Linked DNA regions of Mus musculus: region 2 is linked to region 1. The links are chromatin loops, found by intact Hi-C in ENCODE. Cell type or tissue: heart. All regions are shown on one strand. Links, peaks and the distances in the headings refer to the core of each region. The heading gives the core; the rest is flanking DNA. Region 1 holds the start of Foxp4 (forkhead box P4). Region 2 holds the start of Gm29938 (a long non-coding RNA gene).

Region 1 (8,932 bases), core at 299-8,298:
CTAAGAAAATGGAGGTTCCAGCAGCTTAATTAAGTTCCCCAGAGCCCTATCTCTAGTGCTAAGTTCCAAAGCCCTTTTCACTATGACACACGCATGGCCCTAGAGGTGAATGAGTTCTGTGCCTCAGGTTCTAGGGCTCCGGAACCACCTCAGAGGAAGCGATTTCAGCCAATAGAGGCACAGGATCCGGACCAAAACAAGATGGGCCCATGGCTGCCTTGGGCCTGGGGAAGCTGAGAGAGGATAAGAAAGAGAATGGGGGCAGAGAACCTCGGAAGCCCCATGAAAGGAGGGAAGTATCTCCTGCTGCTTAGGGAATAAGAATAAAGGCTCAGGCTGAAGCAGATTGTGTCTGGAAGGGAAACCTTCCAAAAAGTACTATGGGTAGCGAAGGGTTAAAATGTAGAGAAGAAAGGACGGCTTCAGGGGGAGATGCCCTTCCCTTCCCTCAAGCAGTCCTCTGAAACCAAACCCCTCCCATGCCACCCACCCACCCCCACCCCATATCTGTCTCTTCCAGGAATCCGAGGTCCACAGACCAGAACCCCCACCCCACCCCATGACAGCACAAGGGTACCCTAGTACCCAGCCTGGGATCTGCCTAGACAGGGTAGGAACTCAGCAAACACTGAGGAAATTACCAGATCAAAGAAAGCCACTCTCTTCCAATCCTCTGGGGGCCCTCCCCTGCTAAGCAAAGGTGTGTTTGGAGTCAGGGGCCAGCAGGATATGCACATTCCTAGCAAAATGGGACTGACCAGACAGACAGTCAGAAAGGAAGTTTCTGTCCAAAGGTAGAAGAAAGGGGCGGGTGCTCTAGGAAGGAAAGGGAGCAAGTCCCCCAACAAGTTTGGCCTGACCAGCCCTGCTCCCCCACGTACAGAGGTTCCTCAATTCCAACCCCCTCCCAGGGGCCCAGCCTTGGTGCCAGAAGAGACTCTAGCTACGGTCTCCTCCATCTTACCGCCAAGGCTGGAAGTAGGGTAGGGGCCGTGGTGGAGTGTGTGTGGTACACCTGTAATCCCAGCATCCCAGAGGCTACTGCAAAAGAAGCATACTGAGTGTGGTGGGGCCAGCCTAGGCAACATGAAGAGACAATGTCTCAAGTCTCCCCCTCCTTGCCCAGAAAACAACACAACACACCAATAACAAAACAATCAGGCACTTAGTGATCCCCACAAGCTGAGATTCGGATAGCACAGGATCTGCAGCGAGTGTGTGTGTGGGGTGGAGCACAACAGTCCCCGATACCCAGGCCACCTTGCCCAACAGCCTAGACTGGTGGTCCACTGCAGTCTACACTGATCTCAGAGCACCTCAGAGTCAGCAAGCCACTGAACTGTCTCTCCAAGCTCCAGAGAACAGTCCCTGAATCACCCTAGCAAGGAAGAAGTTTCTCAAGTTTAAGGAGAGGGGAAAAAAAATTAAGAAAGAAAAAAGAAAAGAAAAAAGGAAAGAAAGAAGAAAAGCTTGCAGACTTCCTACAGCGGTTTTCCGCGGGGGCGGGTAGAGGTCGTCTGAGGCCGACCGCTCCCCTTCAGGAGCCTCCTCCTGGCTCCCCGGTTGAGATCAACCAGGGGCTTAAAATGCCGGTGCGGCGGGTACCTAGGCCATGGGGCCAACCCACTGAGATTCACGTGGGTGGGGATGGGAAGGGGGTGATGGAAGATTAAGCTTCGCCAGGAAGCGGCGGAACAGCGTGGACCACCCGTTCCTTTTTTCATGGGACACTCGGGCAAACCACAGCGACTGTCGCTGAAACTGCATTCTCTCTCCCGACCCTGAATTACAGACCCAACACCGTCGGTTGCCAATCTAGGCGGGTGCTCTGCAACCCGGGCAAAGACGCTTTAAATTCGAGGTTAAAAAAAATCCCGCATTAGTCAAAATTCTTCTGGGATTGCTCCGGAACCGCCAAACGATGGCTCGGAATCAGGTTTGTTCCTCCCGGCCCCCAAGTCCACTACCCAGCTCGGATCAGAGCGCCGCGGTCCGCCGGGTCCGGACCGGTGCAGGGGTGCACGCCACAAGCGCTGATCTCCAGATATCTGAAATCCCAGGTGCCAAGGAAGGGAACCTGGAAACCCACAGGGCAGTGTTGGCGCAAGAGGCCCAGGGTGCAAAGAAGAGGGGCACTGTCTGAGAGAAAGAAACCCCGCTGATATCCCCGACCTCCCAACCTACAGAGTCGCCGGATGCAATAGCAGAGTGTTCACGAGGTCGCTTCAGTTTCGGGGTGGGGTGGTGGGGGGTGGGGGGTGGGAGGAGGTCAATCTGTGATGGTTAGAGCCTTTGCCTCAGAATCCGCGTCCCACGAAATCACACGTTCCTTCACACAGGTGGCCACGGCCCCGGGTCTCCCAGGACACCTCACCACCGGGTGCCACCAGGTTCTCCTCCAGTGAAGCTCAAGAAGTACAAGTTTTACGGAGAAGCAAAGTGCAAGATTTGAGCGCCGCGGAGGATGGCCGCGGGCCAGAGGGACGCTGGGGAGACTGTCTCACGAGTCACCAGAGTCTTCAGTCTGGGGGAATGGACTCCACTGCTCACTCCGGCAGCTTCATCTCTGGTGGCCTTGGGCCCACTCTCCGTTACCTTATTCCCTCACTCTCAAACCTCACACTACCCCGCAGGAGCTCTGTCCGAATGAGGAGGGTATCCACTAGATTAGTTCCCCACCGATCAGCTCCGGCGCACGTAAATAAATAAATAAATAAATAAATAAATAAATCACAGGGGCCATTACCAGTCTCTCTCAAGTCCCCAAGAAGTTTTCCGCTTTATCTCAGATCTGATTAAGAGATGCGGGAGTGGGGGGGGAGGTTGACTAGTCTCAGCACTTTCGAAGTGTGACCTCCACAAACCAAGGCGATGAGGTGTTTGAGATTGTTGCCCCCCCCAACACACACACCAACACACACACACAGACTCAAGTCTTTCTGTTTGTCCTGGGGAGTCCCGTGCAGACTGGACTTGGGGGGATCCCAGTTCACCACTTCCCTTCCCGGCTCAGGAAAGTCCGGGCCGGGAAGTATTCTTTGTCTCACTCCGGGAGGGGGGGTCGCGCCCCCTAACACCCCATTCCCAGCAGCGAGGCCAGGAGGGGGCGGAGCCCAGATTCTTGGGGCAGGGCGGGCCTCAGTGGCTTCTCCAAGCCGCCCCCCCTCCGCCCCGGCCAGCTTCCCGCTGCCCCCCAGCCCCGCGCCTCAGCCCCCACCTGTTCCCCAGACAGCTCCGATCGGCTGGGGGCCCGGGCCGGGGGCAGGGTCTCTCAACTCACCAGGGTCAGTGCTCCGCGGCCGGCCCAGCTGGAACAAAGTGCTCCGGCCCGGGGCCGGGCTCCTCCGGCGGCCGACGCGCCTCGGGCGGGCAGTTTGCAAACACAAAGTGAGCCGGGGAGCAGGCGAGAGAGTGAGCGAGCTAGGGAGTTGGACGAGTCCCCGGCCCAGCCCCCACCCGGATCCCTGGGGTCCCTGAATCGGCCACCTACCTGTCCGGCCCGGCCGCTCAGTGCGGGCTCCGGCCCGTCAGCCCGCACGGGGCATGGGGCTCGCTCGGGTCGCAGCCCGGGCCCGCCGCCACTCGCCGGGGCTGCCCCTGCGCTCCGAAGCGATCTTTCTAGCGCCGATCGCCGCGCGCCTTAGCCCCTTGGGGGCATCGCACTTTGGAGGATGGCTTGGCTCTCTCCAGCTTCCGATCGTCCTTCCCCGGGCTCCGGCGACGCTCCTGAGCTCGCTCCGGCTCCGGGGCTCCGGGACCCCGGCGTCCCCGCCCCCGGCCCAGCCCTGGTTCCGGCCCGGGCTCCTCCCCGCCGCGCCGCGGCCGCCTGCGCCGCGCCCTGATCGCGTGTTGGGGGGCTCCGTCCCGGCAGCTGGTGGCACTGTCCGGTCCGTAGGGGCGACCGGCTCCGGACTCCGAGGGGCTGCGACTGAGCCCCGGCTGCGAGTGGCTGCGAGCGATCGGCGCGCGGGCGGGGCACACCGGGCGGGGGGACCGGAGGGGTGGAGGGAAGGAGGGAGCGCGCCGAGCGACAGGGAGGAGGGAGCGAACGAGCGAGCGGCGGAGGGAGGGGAGACTAACTTCTAGTGCTACCATAATTCGCCTAAAGCAGGTGCAGCCACTTTTCCCCCTGAGAGGCGGCCAGCGGCAAGCCGAAGAGGACCACGTGGACCAAACTTTGGGGAAGGAAAAAATGGGGACGTGGGGCTACCGATCTGCCAAAGTCGATAGGCCGTAGAGTTTCACAGTGGACTGGGGACCCATCCGATGGGAGGCTTTATTAACTCTGGCCTTTTCCTGGAACCTGGAGGTACGGCCAAGTCCTGCTGGCACACGGTTCACTGGTTTCGGGCGGGCTGCGCCTGGCGCGGGGAGTGGTCAGGACCCCCCCCCCCCCAGTCCGAAGCCGACGTCCAGCGCGGGCCCTGCCGCGCCTCCCTCTGACTCCCCACTGTGTGGGGGCTGGGGCTGGGGAGGCTCTTTCTGGGCTTTGTGAACAGTCTTTTCTCCCATCCCGGCGCGCACGCGCTGCCGCCTCGGTCTGCAAAGGGGAATTTCCTATAAAGTGCTGTGAGAACCGATGGAGAAAGGGCTTCAGGCTGGATCCACGCGGGCCAAGCACAGAGCAAAGTCGAGGCAATTATCTGAACAAATTAGATTGTAAACAAAACTTGGCGTCCCTGAATACCGCTTGTGCCCAGGGGGACCGTGAGGATGGGGGTGGGGGTGGGGTTGGGGACGCTGGTGTGTGTTTGGGTTGGGAGGGGGAAGTCCGGGCACGGAAAGGCCCAGGTTCCGAGGGGGAGGACTAAATTGGGTAGCAGGAGCCAGGCTCAGACTGGTGGAGAACTGAGAGAGAGAGAAAAAAAATCCTCCCACTCTCTACCCAAACATCTTCCCTTTCGGGTGTGTGAAGAGGTGAGGGGCACGCCTCAGGGACCCTCCGTGTTTGGCCCACCCTGCCCAGAGAAGTTATGGGTTGAGCACAGGAAGGCAGTGACTCTGGGAGACCCTGTTGGCTTCGGGTTACCTTGAGGCAGGTGACCAAGGGCAGGCAGACCCCATGGAGGATGAACTGGGTAAGGACTGGGCCTGGTTTCCTGGGGATAACATATTTTGGAGAAAACTCTTAAAAAAAAAAAAAACACAACAACAACAACAAAAACGGGTTTCTGAGATAACAGCTTAAGCAATTTCTGCTCACCTATTCTGCCCCTTTTCCGTGGGCCAGGAGCTGAAAGGTGGTAGTTACAACCCAGCTCTGAAGCATCTCTGTTTGCGCAAGTGGACAGACACAAAGAGGGCAAACATAGACCCTGCTGAAATTTGGAGACACACAGATGTCAAGCTGGATAGGGCTGCTGTGCAGCTTGTTTAGGTATTTGCGTTGCGGGATGCGTTGAGCAAATCGCCTCCGGAAGTGCTAAACACAAGCTCTCCCACCTAGCCACGCCCACAGCCCAGCTCTTTTATTTGGACTGCATGGTGACCGGTCCAGTAGAAATGAAACTCAAATGACAGTAGGTGTAGTGGCCAGCTCTTGGGTGGTAAGGGCAGAAGGTTCAGCAGTTCAAGGTCATCTTTAACGACAGATGGGGTTCCAGGCCAGCTTGGGCTACAAGAGGCCCGGTTTCAAAAATCCAAACCAGTGCTGGTCAGATTGCTCAATGGATAGAGACACCTATCAATTCCCTAAAGTTGGACCCTGGGACCCACATCTTGAAAGTATTCTCTTGGGCGGTTAAGAGCACTGGCTGCTCTTCCAGAGGTCCTGAGTTCAATTCCCAGCAACCACATGGCTCACAACCATCTGTAATGGGATCCGATGCCCTCTTCTGGTGTGTCTGAAGACAGCAACAGTGGACTCATAGAATAAATAAATAATTCTTAATAAAAAAAGAAAGTATTATCTGACTTCTGCGCATGCATGCACACACATAAAATAAATTGTTATTTTTTTTTTGTTTTTAAAACATCTTTTAATCCAAAACAAACAACCAAAGTCAAGGACTAGATAGTAGCTACCATGTCAATCTTACCTCCTGGCAGGTATGCTGGCTCTTGAATCTTCATGATTATTCCACAGGGAAGATCTTTTGTTAGCTCTGCTTTATCTAGGAGGAAACTGAGGCCAAAAGGACACTTGCCATGTCGAAGTTTACACCCTAGCTGGATGGAGCAGTTCCAACCGGAGCAGTTTGTCTCGGACAGGGTTTTATTCTGGAGCTCTTGAACCGGAGGGTCTTTGTATTGCCTTGTGTGGAGAGGCAGCTGAGTGGCATCATGGTGTACAGACAACCAGGGACCCTTGGGCTAGTGACCCTGCTCCAAAGTTTTCTTCCCATCTTGTCTACAACAGGGGCTAAGGGGAAAGTAGCAATGAGAGACTGACTAGGACAGAGAAGGCAGGTGTGCGCCGTCACAGAACTCTGCCCCCTTACTTTGCCACAACAGTTCCTTCCTTGCTCCCACAGGGCATGCTGGGAAAATAACTTTTGCTTTTTTTTTTCTTTCGTTTCAGTTTACCCCTCTACTCAGGCCTACTCAGTCCCCTGCGGGACTGTGGAATTTGCGAGTCAGAGTGGGAAGCCCAAGGGAGTCAGAAGACCCCATCTTGTCCTAATTGAGGCAATTCAGGGGAGAAAACAGACCTCTTGAAAGAAGGTAACAGAACAGACAATGTCTTGGTCACAGTAGCCAGTTCAGAGTCCTTTCTCTCAGTTTGTGTCAGTTTGGAGGGGTTCCCCCACAGGAATCCTGTCTTAGACAGGGTTTCTATTCCTGCACAAATATCATGACCAAGAAGCAAGTTGGGGAGGAAAGGGTTTATTCAGCTTACACTTTCCACATTGCTGTTCATCACCAAAGGAAGTCAGGACTGGAACTCAAGCAGGTCAGGAAGCAGGAGCTGATGCAGAGGCCATGGAGGGATATTCTTTACTGGCTTGCTTCCCCTGGCTTGCTCAGCCTGCTCTCTTATAGAACCCAAGACTACCAGCCCAGAGATGGTCCCACCCACAAGGGGCCTTTCCCCCTTGATCACTAATTGAGAAAATGCCTTACAGTTGGATCTCATGGAGGCATTTCCTCAACTGAAGCTCCTTTCTCTGTGATAACTCCAGCTGTGTCAAGTTGACACAAAACTAGCCAGTACAAATCCTAAGTTCCCCAAGGGCCTCACTGTGACTCCTCCTATCCCAGCATGCAAGGCAAGAGCAGAAGCCCAGGCGGTCCCCTCCCCACAAGTCCCATACCTGCAGGCCCGACTGGAAGACAGAGGCCAAAGTCAGGACCATGAGGGTGGAGTCAGGCAGTCTTAGGTTGAATGACATCCTAGGCACCTACAGACATTTGCCCTGGACAGATGATAGTTTTCAGCCTCCCTCCCTTCAGTCACAAGATTGAAAGGATGCCTTCCTAAGGCAGAGAGCGTGAAGAACACTTGTGCAAAGCTTACTGACTTGTGCCCAAAGTGTTTTCCTTAAACACTTAGTTTTTCTTTTGTGAGACCTGGTTTCCTTATCTTTTTCCCTCCCTCCCTCCCTCCCTCCCTCCCTCCCTCCCTCCCTCCCTCCCTCCCTCCCTCTCTTTTGTTTGTTTGTTTGTTTGTTTTTCAAGGCTGGATTTCTCCTACAATAGCCCTGGCTGTCCTGGACTTGCTTTGTAGACAAGGCTAACCTCAGACTCACAGAGATCCACCTGCCTGTGCTTCGAGAGTGCTGGGATTAAAGGCATGCACCAATACACCTGGCTCACCAGCACGCCTGTTTGGTTCGAAGTCCAGTTTACTTACTTTCTTTCTTTCTTTCTTTCTTTCTCTCTCTCTCTCTCTCTCTCTCTTTCTTTTTCTTTCTTTCTTTCTTTCTTTCTTTCTTAATTTCTTTCTTTCTTCCTCCCTCCCTCCCTCCCTCCCTCCCTCCCTCCCTCCCTCCCTCTTTTCTCTCTCTCTCTCTCTCTCTGTCTCTCTCTCTCTGTCTCTGTCTCTGTCTCTCTGTCTCTCTCTCCTTTTTGAGACAGGGTTTCTCTGAGTAGCCCTGGCTGTCCTGGAACTCACTCTGTAGACCAGGCTGGCCTCGAACTCAGAAATCTGCCTTCCTCTGTCTCCCAAGTGCTGGGATTAAAGGTGTATGCCACCACTGCCTGGCCGAGCCCCAGTTTTCTTTTTTCTTTTTTTTTTTTTTTAATTTTTTTTTAGATTTATTTATTGGTTATATGTAAGTACACTGTAGCTGTCTTCAGACACTCCAGAAGAGGGCATCAGATCTCATTATGGATGGTTGTGAGCCACCATGTGGTTGCTGGGATTTGAACTCCGAACCTTCGGAAGAGCAGTCGGGTGCTCTTACCCATTGAGCCATCTCGCCAGCCCCGCCCCAGTTTTCTTAAGGTAACCTCAGAAGGGCCAAATTATAAGAGCTGTCAGTTAGGACATTCTAGAGTGTACTAGGCCATCTGCAGGGCTCTTGTTCCATTCTACAAGCAAAGATGGCTCTCAGAGGTGGGGTAACTTGCTTAGGATCACAAAGCGAGGAGGTGCTTGCTATCAAGTCTCTTTTGAGCTGGGAAACAGACTTTCCAGAGCCTGAGCTGGCCAATAGAGGGAATTGCTTCTGGCAGGAGGTCTGAGATCACTTTAGAGGCCACAATGGTGAGTATGCATTTAGAAACAGTGTATCTAATCCCACACTCCGAACACACCCAGATACTTTGTTTCAATTCATCAGGCTGCAAGGGAACTTATCTTTTTTTTTTCTCCTTAAAAGTTTTCAATCATTTTATCTTTCTAGATTGTGTGTGTGTGTGTGTGTGTGTGTGTGTGTGTGTGTGTAGGAGCGTTTTGCCTGCATCTATATATGTGTACCACATAAGTGCAGTGCCCAAGGAGGCCAGAAGAGGGCGTCAGATCCGGTCCCTAAAACTGGAGTTACAGATG
Region 2 (8,932 bases), core at 458-8,457, 51 kb after region 1:
GCTCCCATGTTCACTGAATTCAGCTTTGACTACAAAACCAGGGATCTTTTTAAAGTAATGTGTAACACGCATTTGTACGTGCACGGTTACATGTGTATATGTACAAGACACCCATGTCTTTCTCTATTGCTCTCCATTCTTTCTTTCTTAATATTTATGCATTTTGTGTGCATGGGTGTTCAGCTTGCACCTGTGTCTGCGCACCACATCCATGCCAGGTGCCAATGAAGGTCAGAAGAGGGCATCAGATCCCCTGGAACTGGAGTTACAGATGGCTGTAAGCTACCATGTGGGTGCTGGGAACTGAGCCAGAGTCCTCTGCAAGGGCAGCCCCACCTTCACTTTTTTTCTGATACTGAACTGACCACTCACTGTTTTCACAACATTGGCTAACCAGCAAGTCCCTGGGATCTATCTGCCTGCCTCCAGGCTGCCCTAAACCCAGCTCTGGAGCTCTAGGTGTGTGTGTGTGTGTGTGTGTGTGTGTGTGTGTGTGTGTGTGTGTGTGTGTACACCATGCCAACGGTTGTGTGGGGACCTAAACTCACATCTTCATACTTGTGCAGCAAGGACTTTACCCTCTGAGCCATCTCTCTAGTCCGAAATCTGAGGATCAGCTTCAAGGACTTGAAGAACACCCCAGTTGTCTAACCTTGGGTAACTGGCATCCAGGGAGTTTGTAATTTCCTCCCAGCAGCAGATGGGTATTCACCAGGTCTCAGCTGAAGTCGCTGTTACTGGCATTTCAATAGTGCTTTGCTTCTTTAAAAAAAAAAAACAAAAAAACTTGTATTTATTAGTATTATTATTGGTGTGTGTGTGTACGTACATACCAGAGCAGTTATGTAGATAGAGGTCAGAGAATAACTCTGTAGAGTGGGTTCTTTCTTTCTGCCTTAACTCTGGGTCCTGGAATTGAACTCAGGTTATCTTCACCCCCTGAGCCATCTCATCTGACCATTTTTCATGATAATATATATGAGTGTGTGTGTGAATTATCTATCTGAAATATCTATCTATCTATCTATCTATCTATCTATCTATCTATCTATCTATCTCCAGGCTCCCCAGCTGGCAAGTTTTCCCTGGAAGCTGTCAAGCCCTCCTAGGAAGATGTACTGAGAATGTAAAAACATAAAGAGTGGAGAGCAACAGTGGAGGACATGGGCTCTGCCCTCTGGCCTACACACACACACACACACACACACACACACACACTCACACCTATGCATATATATATGCGTGCCACAAATACATAAAAAGATCCCTGATTTTGAAGTCAAAGTTAAATTCAGTGAACATGGGAGCACCTCACTGGGACATTATGAGGATCCAGCCAGTTGGTACAAACTGAAGCTTGTCCCGGGGATCACCATACTAACCAAGGAAGAAATTGGCTCCTTTGTTTCTTTTTTTTCCAACACTTTGTAACAAGGTCTCGGTATTTGAAGGGCCTAACACTTACTAAAGAAGGATGACCTTGAACCCCAGATCCTTCCACCTCCCAAGTGCAGGATTGAACCCAGAGAGCTTCAGCAGGCTAGGCAAGCTCTCTACCAACTGTGCTACACTCCTGGGACTCCACGGGCATCTACAGTTTAGTTTGTTGACTTCCGGTCTCTCTACGTAGTATCTTTTATCTTTACTAAACATGTCAACTTCGCTGGACAAGCACATGCCCGGCCATGCAGCTCTGGCCCCTAAGCCTGACGCAATGTGTGACCGATATTTACTCCACGAGTCAGTGAAAACTCAAAAGCCTGTCCGCAAGGCTTGGAAAGCTCGCTGACATCGTGAGAACCGCTCCTCAAGTTTGGATCCTCCACATGGAGGACCCGCAGCTGCGCCAAGAGTCCTGTTAGGGGTCGAGAGAGTTGGCCTCTGGTCCTTTTCGCTGTCCAGCTGCAGAGCCACTTCTCGGATGGCCAAGCCCTCGCTGTTTTGCTGTGTGCTTCCCCAGACCGTGGGAGATCAGCGTGCTCAGGGCTCTCCCCCACCCCAATGTAGATGCTGGTCTCCAGGGAGTTCCTGCCAGCTGGGAGTGTAGGGATTTGGGGATAATTCAGCCACTTAATTAATGAAGAAGAAGGGGAAGATAAAGGCAGGGGAGGGACGCAATCCCGGAAGAAAAAGTCACCCTGGCTGGCCAGCTGCCCCAGCCACTCCCTTCTCTGCATGCCCCGCCAGTTCCCGCCGCCGCCACTGACTTTCTGACTTCTTAACTTGTCAGCAAATCCCAGAGTTAAAAATGCACACGCACCCCGGCCAGCCGCCAGCAGGCCCGTCTGGCCGCGGCTCCAGATGTGGGGCCACCGCGCGGGCCGCCCGCCCCGCCGCGCAGACTAAACAATCGGCCTTGGCCGTGAGCGCAGCGCAATTCCAGATGCCGCGTCGCCCGCGCCGAGCGCTAATTGGGCCGCGGGCGCGAGGCTCTGTCAGCGCCAGCTTGGCCCTGCCCGGGACGGCCTTGGCACGACGCCGGCCCGCTGGGCTACCTAGGGCGGGGGCGGAGTGGGGAGACTGATCAAAATGGGTGTGGGGGGAGTGTAGAGGGAGAGAGACTCGGGCAGCAGACAGACAGACACAGACAAATAGACACAGAGACACTAATACACACACAGATAGGCAGACAGACACACAGGCAGGCAGGTAGGCAGGCAGGCAGACACAGACACACACGCCCCACATACTTTGACCTCAGAGTTTCGAAGATCAAGAACACAGACAGGGGCAGATTCAGGAAGGGTCAGAGCGGGCCTCGGTAAGGTTTAGCTACGGAGACGAGGAGAACCTCCCTGCCTGGAGGCAGAAGACAGGGAGAGAGACTGTGAGCTGGAGACAACTATAACCGGCGGATTGACCCACCATCACCAAGAGCACTGATGGACAGCAACGTGGCGGGTGGCCAGCGGCGGACCTTAATATACGTCCATCTCTCTATTCCATGGGCTCTTCTTCCCACATTTTCACCTTTTCTAATTTTTCCGGAGTCTGGGACTGAGTCTGCCCGCCAGCACAGTGTGAACCTATCTTGGCTGGGTGAAGGAGATGCCCTTGTCCCCACACAAACCTGAAATGTGGACATTTCACCTCAAACACAAGCTTGGAAACACCAATACACCTTAGACATCGTGCTGGTGAGACTGTTCTGAGGCAGAGGGATGTCCCAAATGACTTCTTGTTCACCTCCCGCAGGCAGCCACACAGTCGGGACGCCTCCTTTTCTATATGCTGGGGAAGAGGGTATTCCACTAGTTCCGAGACTAGGGGATGATTTGCTAGAGGCCTGAGGCAGGGAAGCCCAATGGAGACCACCCGTGGGAGCCGGGAACCCGGCATCCCGCCCCCGCTGGCGGCCCTGGCAGCCCAGGGGGCGAGCGCCGAGGGCAGTGCGGCGGCCGGGGCGGCTCTCAGAGGCCCCTCTCTGACAATCTTTCCTTTGTTTGTTTTCTTAAATCTGGGAGGCCCGAATTCCTGCCGGATTCCGTAGGTTTCACTCAGGAAGGAGGCGCCCCCATCCCCCTCACGCCGGGCAGGGGCTGCGCCGGGGGAATGGCAGGTTCTTCCCGGAGGAAGGAGGCTCACAGCCCCGCGGCCCGGGCAGGCGGAATCCCGGGCGCCCTGCCCGCGCGTGCCACCACGCAGCCCCAACCGAGGAGAGGGAGCATTGGAAGGGGATGGGGGGCGCAAGCCAAGATCGCTTACACACACACACACACACACACACACACACACACACACACACACACGAGGAAAGTGCTTCATCCCAGACTCAGCCCACACCCTTCCATCCCCCACCCACATCCCTCTCATATTTTGGTCTCCAAACTTGAGCCTCATTAATTTCCAAAAAAAAAAATTTCCCCCAATAAAAGGCAAACATGGAAAGAAAAACAAACTATTAGAAAACAGAGGAGGGCGGAAATGTTATTTAAAAGGTTACCAGACCACATCATTTTCCAGTGATATTATATACTCCCAGCAGTATCCAAAATATATATGGGATCTGAGCCAAGAATGAAAAAAAAAAAAAAACCATAAAAACCCTTCACTTAGACACAACATCTGGACCGGAGAGCGAACAAACCCTCCATTTATCACACTTAATCCTCCGTAGAAGCAATCGACGGTTGACTTCTGTTTTGCTAATTTAGCTGCTTTCAAGCGCCCGCCCAGTCCAGACTGGGAATTCGGTGTCACTTGTGGAGAGCCCAGCCCTGCCCTGCCCCCGACCGAGTTAGCTCCCTCCTTCGCAGAGGGAAAGGAAAAAAAAAGAGAGAGAGAGACCATTAAAGAACAACGTTTTATGAATTCTCTTCACTACCGCCCACTGAGGTCAGTGAAATCCTCGCCTCTGACCTTGATCTGTTCCTTCCCTCAGCACCGGACACCCACTTCCTTGCGGGCCACGCCCCCTCTCCTGCGCAGTCTCCGTGGAGCGATGGCAAGGCAGCCTGTCTAAAATGCCAGCCTGGTTAGCTTGTCCCTCTTCCAAGCGTTGCCAGCCACCTACCTGGGCAGTGTCTGCTGACCTGGCAGCTGGACCCTTAGGTCAGCTGGGAGAGGGCAGAGGGGCGTCGTGTGCCTGGAGGTGGGAGCCTCTGTTCCCTGGAAGTGAATGAGAGGCAGGAGATCTTGACGTGGCTGCCCTGGGCCTGCAGCCGGCTGGAGAGACAATGGGAACTTGTGAGAGTGCCAGCCAGTGTGAGCATAGCATTTGGGGATTAGTCAGTGAATCCCTGGGACCCTGGCCCAGTGGGGCTGGTGCCAGAGGCAGGGCCGACCTCCTTCCTTTCTCGGTAACCTTTCCTAAGGCCGCCTGGCTCTTTCCTGATCTTCCACGCTGCCTTTCAGCCTCTACAAGGACTCTGGATTTGGAGCTCAAGACAAAGACTTTTGGTGTGACCTTTCTCCCCTGCAGGGAGCATGGAGCGCTGGGTTCTGCTTTCCTGCACCTGCTGAGAGGAGACAGAGACCAACCATGTGCCAGCTCCAGCTGCCCAGCTCAGCCTCTCTCTCGGAGTCCTGGCAGACTCTGTCATACACGCTCAGAACACCAGTACCTTCTGGGCAGGGTGGCTCAGGCCTTTAAGATTTATTTTTATATTTAATTATTGGGGGTTGGGGAGGGTGCTGCACACTGGGCACGCGAGCAGCTCTTGATGCTTTCCCGAAGACTGCAGTTCAGTTCCCAGTACTCATCTCAGGGCAGCTCACAACTATCTGCAACACCAAGGGATCTGACGCCCTCTTCTGGCCTCTGGGGGCACCTGCAGTCAAATGCACAGCCACATACATAGTCACATAACTAAAAATACAGCTTTTAAAAAAGAGATAGAAGCCGGGCGTGGTGGTGCACACCTTTAATCCCAGCACTTGGGAGGCAGAGGCAGGTGGATTTCTGAGTTCGAGGCCAGCCTGGTCTACAAAGTGAGTTCCAGGACAGCCAGGGCTATACAGAGAAACCCTGTTTCGAAAAACAAACAAAAAACAAACAAACAAACAAACAAACAAATAAAAAATAGATAGAGGGCCAGACAGTGGTGGCGCCCACCTTTAATCCCAGCACTCAGGAGGCAGAGGCAGGTGGATTTCTGAGTTCGAGGCCAATCTGGTCTACAGAGTAAGTTCCAGGACAGCCAGGGCTACACAGAGAAATCCTGTCTTGGAAAAAAGAGAGGGGGCGGGGGGTGGAATTGGAGATTAAGAACACCGACTGCTTTTCCAGATCCTGAGTTCAATTCCCAGCAACCACAGGATCTGATGCCCTCTTTCTTTTTTGTTTTTGTTTTGTTTTTGTTTTCGAGACAGGGTTTCTCTGTAGCCCTGGCTGTCCTGGAACTCACTCTGTAGACCAGGCTGGCCTCGAACTCAGAAATCCACCTGCCTCTGTCTCCCGAGTGCTGGGATTAAAGGCATGCGCCACCACTGCCCAGGTGGATGCTCTCTTTCTGGTGCTTCTGAATACAGCTACAGTGTATTCATATACATAAAATAAATACTTTTTTAAAAAGAGAGAGATAGAGATGAGGGAGTAGGTAAAATTACAAAGCCCGTCAAACCTTTCTTGAAGTGACACTAGGTACAGTACTGTGTATGTGACCAGTAGGCCTTCCCCTGGCTTCTGGCTTGAGCAGGCACGATGGATGTCCTTTCAGCTCCTACATCTCTGGAAGACAAATAATGCTGGACCTCTCCTCCCCCAAAGTCTATGTTTACAGCTCAACCAAAAAAACCCTAAGAAATGTCTTCTGGCCCAAAGCCACCATTCTGTGACTTGCTGTGTGTCCTTGGCCAAGATGGACTCCCCCTCTGGGCCTTGAATAGGATCCTGATAAGTTGGACAGACTCCTCTGCAGTTTCTGGGGGATAGATGCATCTGCCTCTCCCTGCCTCTGTCCCCCCCACACCAGTCCCTGCTGGAACCCCTCATGTCTCCTTGAGGTTTCTGTTCTCCCCTAATTCGTCTATCTGTAGCTTTTCTCTCAGAGGGCACTTCTTTCTTCTCTTCCATCTCCCCCCTTCTTGTGTAGACAGACAGACAGACAGACAGTACACTGCACTTCCCCACGGCAGCTTGTCCATAAACACACCCAACCCCCGAGAAGCTGGACCACTCCATCTGCTTTCTTAGAGGAGGGTCTATCTCCAAAGGCCTTCCTGATGCCTGACCTTTGACCTCTGACCTCTGGAAGAGCGAGAGAATGGCATCCCAGCTGGACCGAGAGAGTGCCTTATATGGGTTTCCAGTCCCAGGAGAGCAGTGGGCTCTGTATTCTCACGGTCCCCACTCCAGACTCAGGCAAGGGGACAAGAAGGGAAGCCCTCTCTATCAGCCAGCTGATACTCAGCCACCCACCTCCTTCACAACGGCATCTGTACTGCAGAAGCTTCCAGAACCCCTTCCTAGAGGCCCCACGTGGGTGCCTAGAGGTTGCTACTGTTACCAGTGTGTCCTTTAAATCAGGCAGCCTCGGCTAGAGAACCTATGGGGCACCTCGTTGGAAGAGAGAGTTTGGCAGCAAAACAAAGGCCAGGGGTGTCCTCAAGGAAGATGCCTTCCTACATACACACAGATACCAAGCCTGCTCCTGAAGACTGGGCTTGGCGATGTCTCAGCATGCGTGGGGCTGCTTGGAGTGGCACTGGAGAGGAGGCCTGGGGGCAGGTAAACAGGATGCTGTGTGCTGTGTGTGGTGGAGGGCGGGGAGGGGACTTGGGGCCAGAATAGGCTATTGTGCCCAGGACTCACCTTCGAACTCCTAGATGCTGAGTTTCCCTACTCAGCCCCATCTCCAGCTGGGCTGTACAAATATCAAGACATATGGAAGGTGCAGTCATAAAGAAAGGCTGTGTGGAAGGTGACTGCCATCTGGACTTGGATCCCCTTCTGCTCTGAAGTAGACCACCAGAGACTGAGGTGCTGCTGGGTTGGGTGCTAAATGGTTCAGCCAGTAGGGGACAAAACAGAGAGCATCCGGCTTCTGGGGTGTGTTTGGTGAGGCTCTCACCAAGTAGGTGACAAGATCCTGGCCCCAGTCCAGCCGCCAGCCAGCTATGTCTGTCCTAACCCTCTGTGTATATCTCTGCACAATGCGGTGAGAGGCAAGAATGACCCCCCAGACCCCGACCCCTTTCTAGCTCATGGTGTGTAAGGGGGACAGAGTGTGCCTGCCACTCAGGGGATGGGGGGATGGACACAGGCAGATCAGCTGACTCCACTTTGGCTCTCTTTTACTTATAAGACCTCTTTGCCTGACAGGTCTCTCACCCTGGGTCGGAGATGAACAAAAGTGATGTTTACTTGTGAGGAACGATGGAGAGATCCCAGGACAGGACTTACAGGCTAGGCACCTTTCCTTCCTTCGTTTGTTCAGTCCTTTTTGATTTTTCTTTTTTCTTTTTTCTTTAAGACAGGTTTTCACACCAGGCAGTGGTGACACGTGCCTTGAATCCCACCGTTTGGGAGGTAGAGGCAGGCAGATCTCACCATGGGTCGGAGATGAACAAAAGTGATGTTTACTTCTGAGTTCGAGGCCAGCCTGGTCTACAGATAGAGAGCTCCAGAACACCAGGGCTACACAGAAAAATCCAATCTTGGGGGGGGGGGAGCGGGAGGGTTTTACTGAGCCATTCCTCTAACCCTGAGTTCAAGCACTTTGTGTGCATTCATTCTTCACACCTTTTCCATTTCTTAGAGGAAGAAATGGAAGTTCAGAGAAGGTGTGTACATTGCCTGAAGTCACACAGCTAGTAACAGTTCCAGGATTCACGCTGACAGTCTGACTGCAGCCTGGGCTCATGGGGCACAGTATGCACAGCCTGGGTTCTCAGGGCATAGTCTCCCCATGTGCCCAAGGTCCTTTCCAGCCCGAAGCCCTGTGCAAGAGAACCTCAGGAGGTCATGGCAGAAGGTGACATCTACCCCATAGATAACGTGAACCTCCTAAACCCCAACCCTCTCCATCTCCTGATCCCTCTTTTGTCTGCTGTGTACCAGGAGCTGGGTAATATAGAGTAGATGACACAGCGCCTCTTTCTTTGCCGAATGATCCTGCATGCATGGGATGCACATAAACTCATCCAAGCAGATATAGGTAAAGTTAACTCATTAAGCAGAGATATAAGACACCAAGGTTGGGGATAGCTCAGTGGTCGAGGGCTTACCTGGCCCATGTGGAATTTTCCGACTGATCCTCAGAACCATACACATTTATATATGCACACACACACACACACACACACACACACACACACACACACACACACACACACGATATGTAAGATGTTAGGATTTAGCTGGGATGACAACCTGTGGCTGTAATGTCGATACTAAGAAGTCTCAGGAAGGAAGATCCTAACCTTAAAGCCAGACTCAGCTACCTGGGTAAAGACCCTGTCTCAAAACTAAAACTAAGTCAGGCCTGATGGC

What was found. Hi-C counts contacts between places; a loop is a spot of excess contacts. Peaks named below come from ENCODE experiments on the same cell type or tissue, not always from the same donor. Only the 100,000 strongest peaks of a DNase experiment are listed, where the experiment ranks them.
Region 2: it touches region 1 in a loop (6-fold over the local background); 11 of 42 quality-filtered maps call a loop at or near these places.

The regions. Positions count from the first base shown.
Region 1 is chr17:47,920,716-47,929,647 of GRCm38, forward strand. It overlaps Foxp4 (forkhead box P4), which reads right to left and starts at 3,917. Exons shown (of 17, transcript NM_001110825.1): 1 at 3,491-3,917. Gm46601 (a long non-coding RNA gene) reads right to left here and starts at 6,124. Exons shown (of 3, transcript XR_003952247.1): 1 at 6,039-6,124; 2 at 5,204-5,318; 3 at 4,759-5,099. In heart, for the core only: no CTCF peak of the experiment used is centred there; DNase peaks (open chromatin) are centred at 2,466, 3,106, 3,516, 3,936 and 1 weaker place; H3K4me3 peaks cover 5,273 bases; H3K27ac peaks cover 3,785 bases; H3K27me3 peaks cover 285 bases.
Region 2 is chr17:47,971,929-47,980,860 of GRCm38, forward strand. Gm29938 (a long non-coding RNA gene) reads right to left here and starts at 4,946. Exons shown (of 3, transcript XR_385618.4): 1 at 4,514-4,946. In heart, for the core only: CTCF peaks have their summits at 2,215 and 5,251 (motif pointing left); DNase peaks (open chromatin) are centred at 1,823, 2,013, 3,423 and 4,553; H3K4me3 peaks cover 3,685 bases; H3K27ac peaks cover 6,176 bases.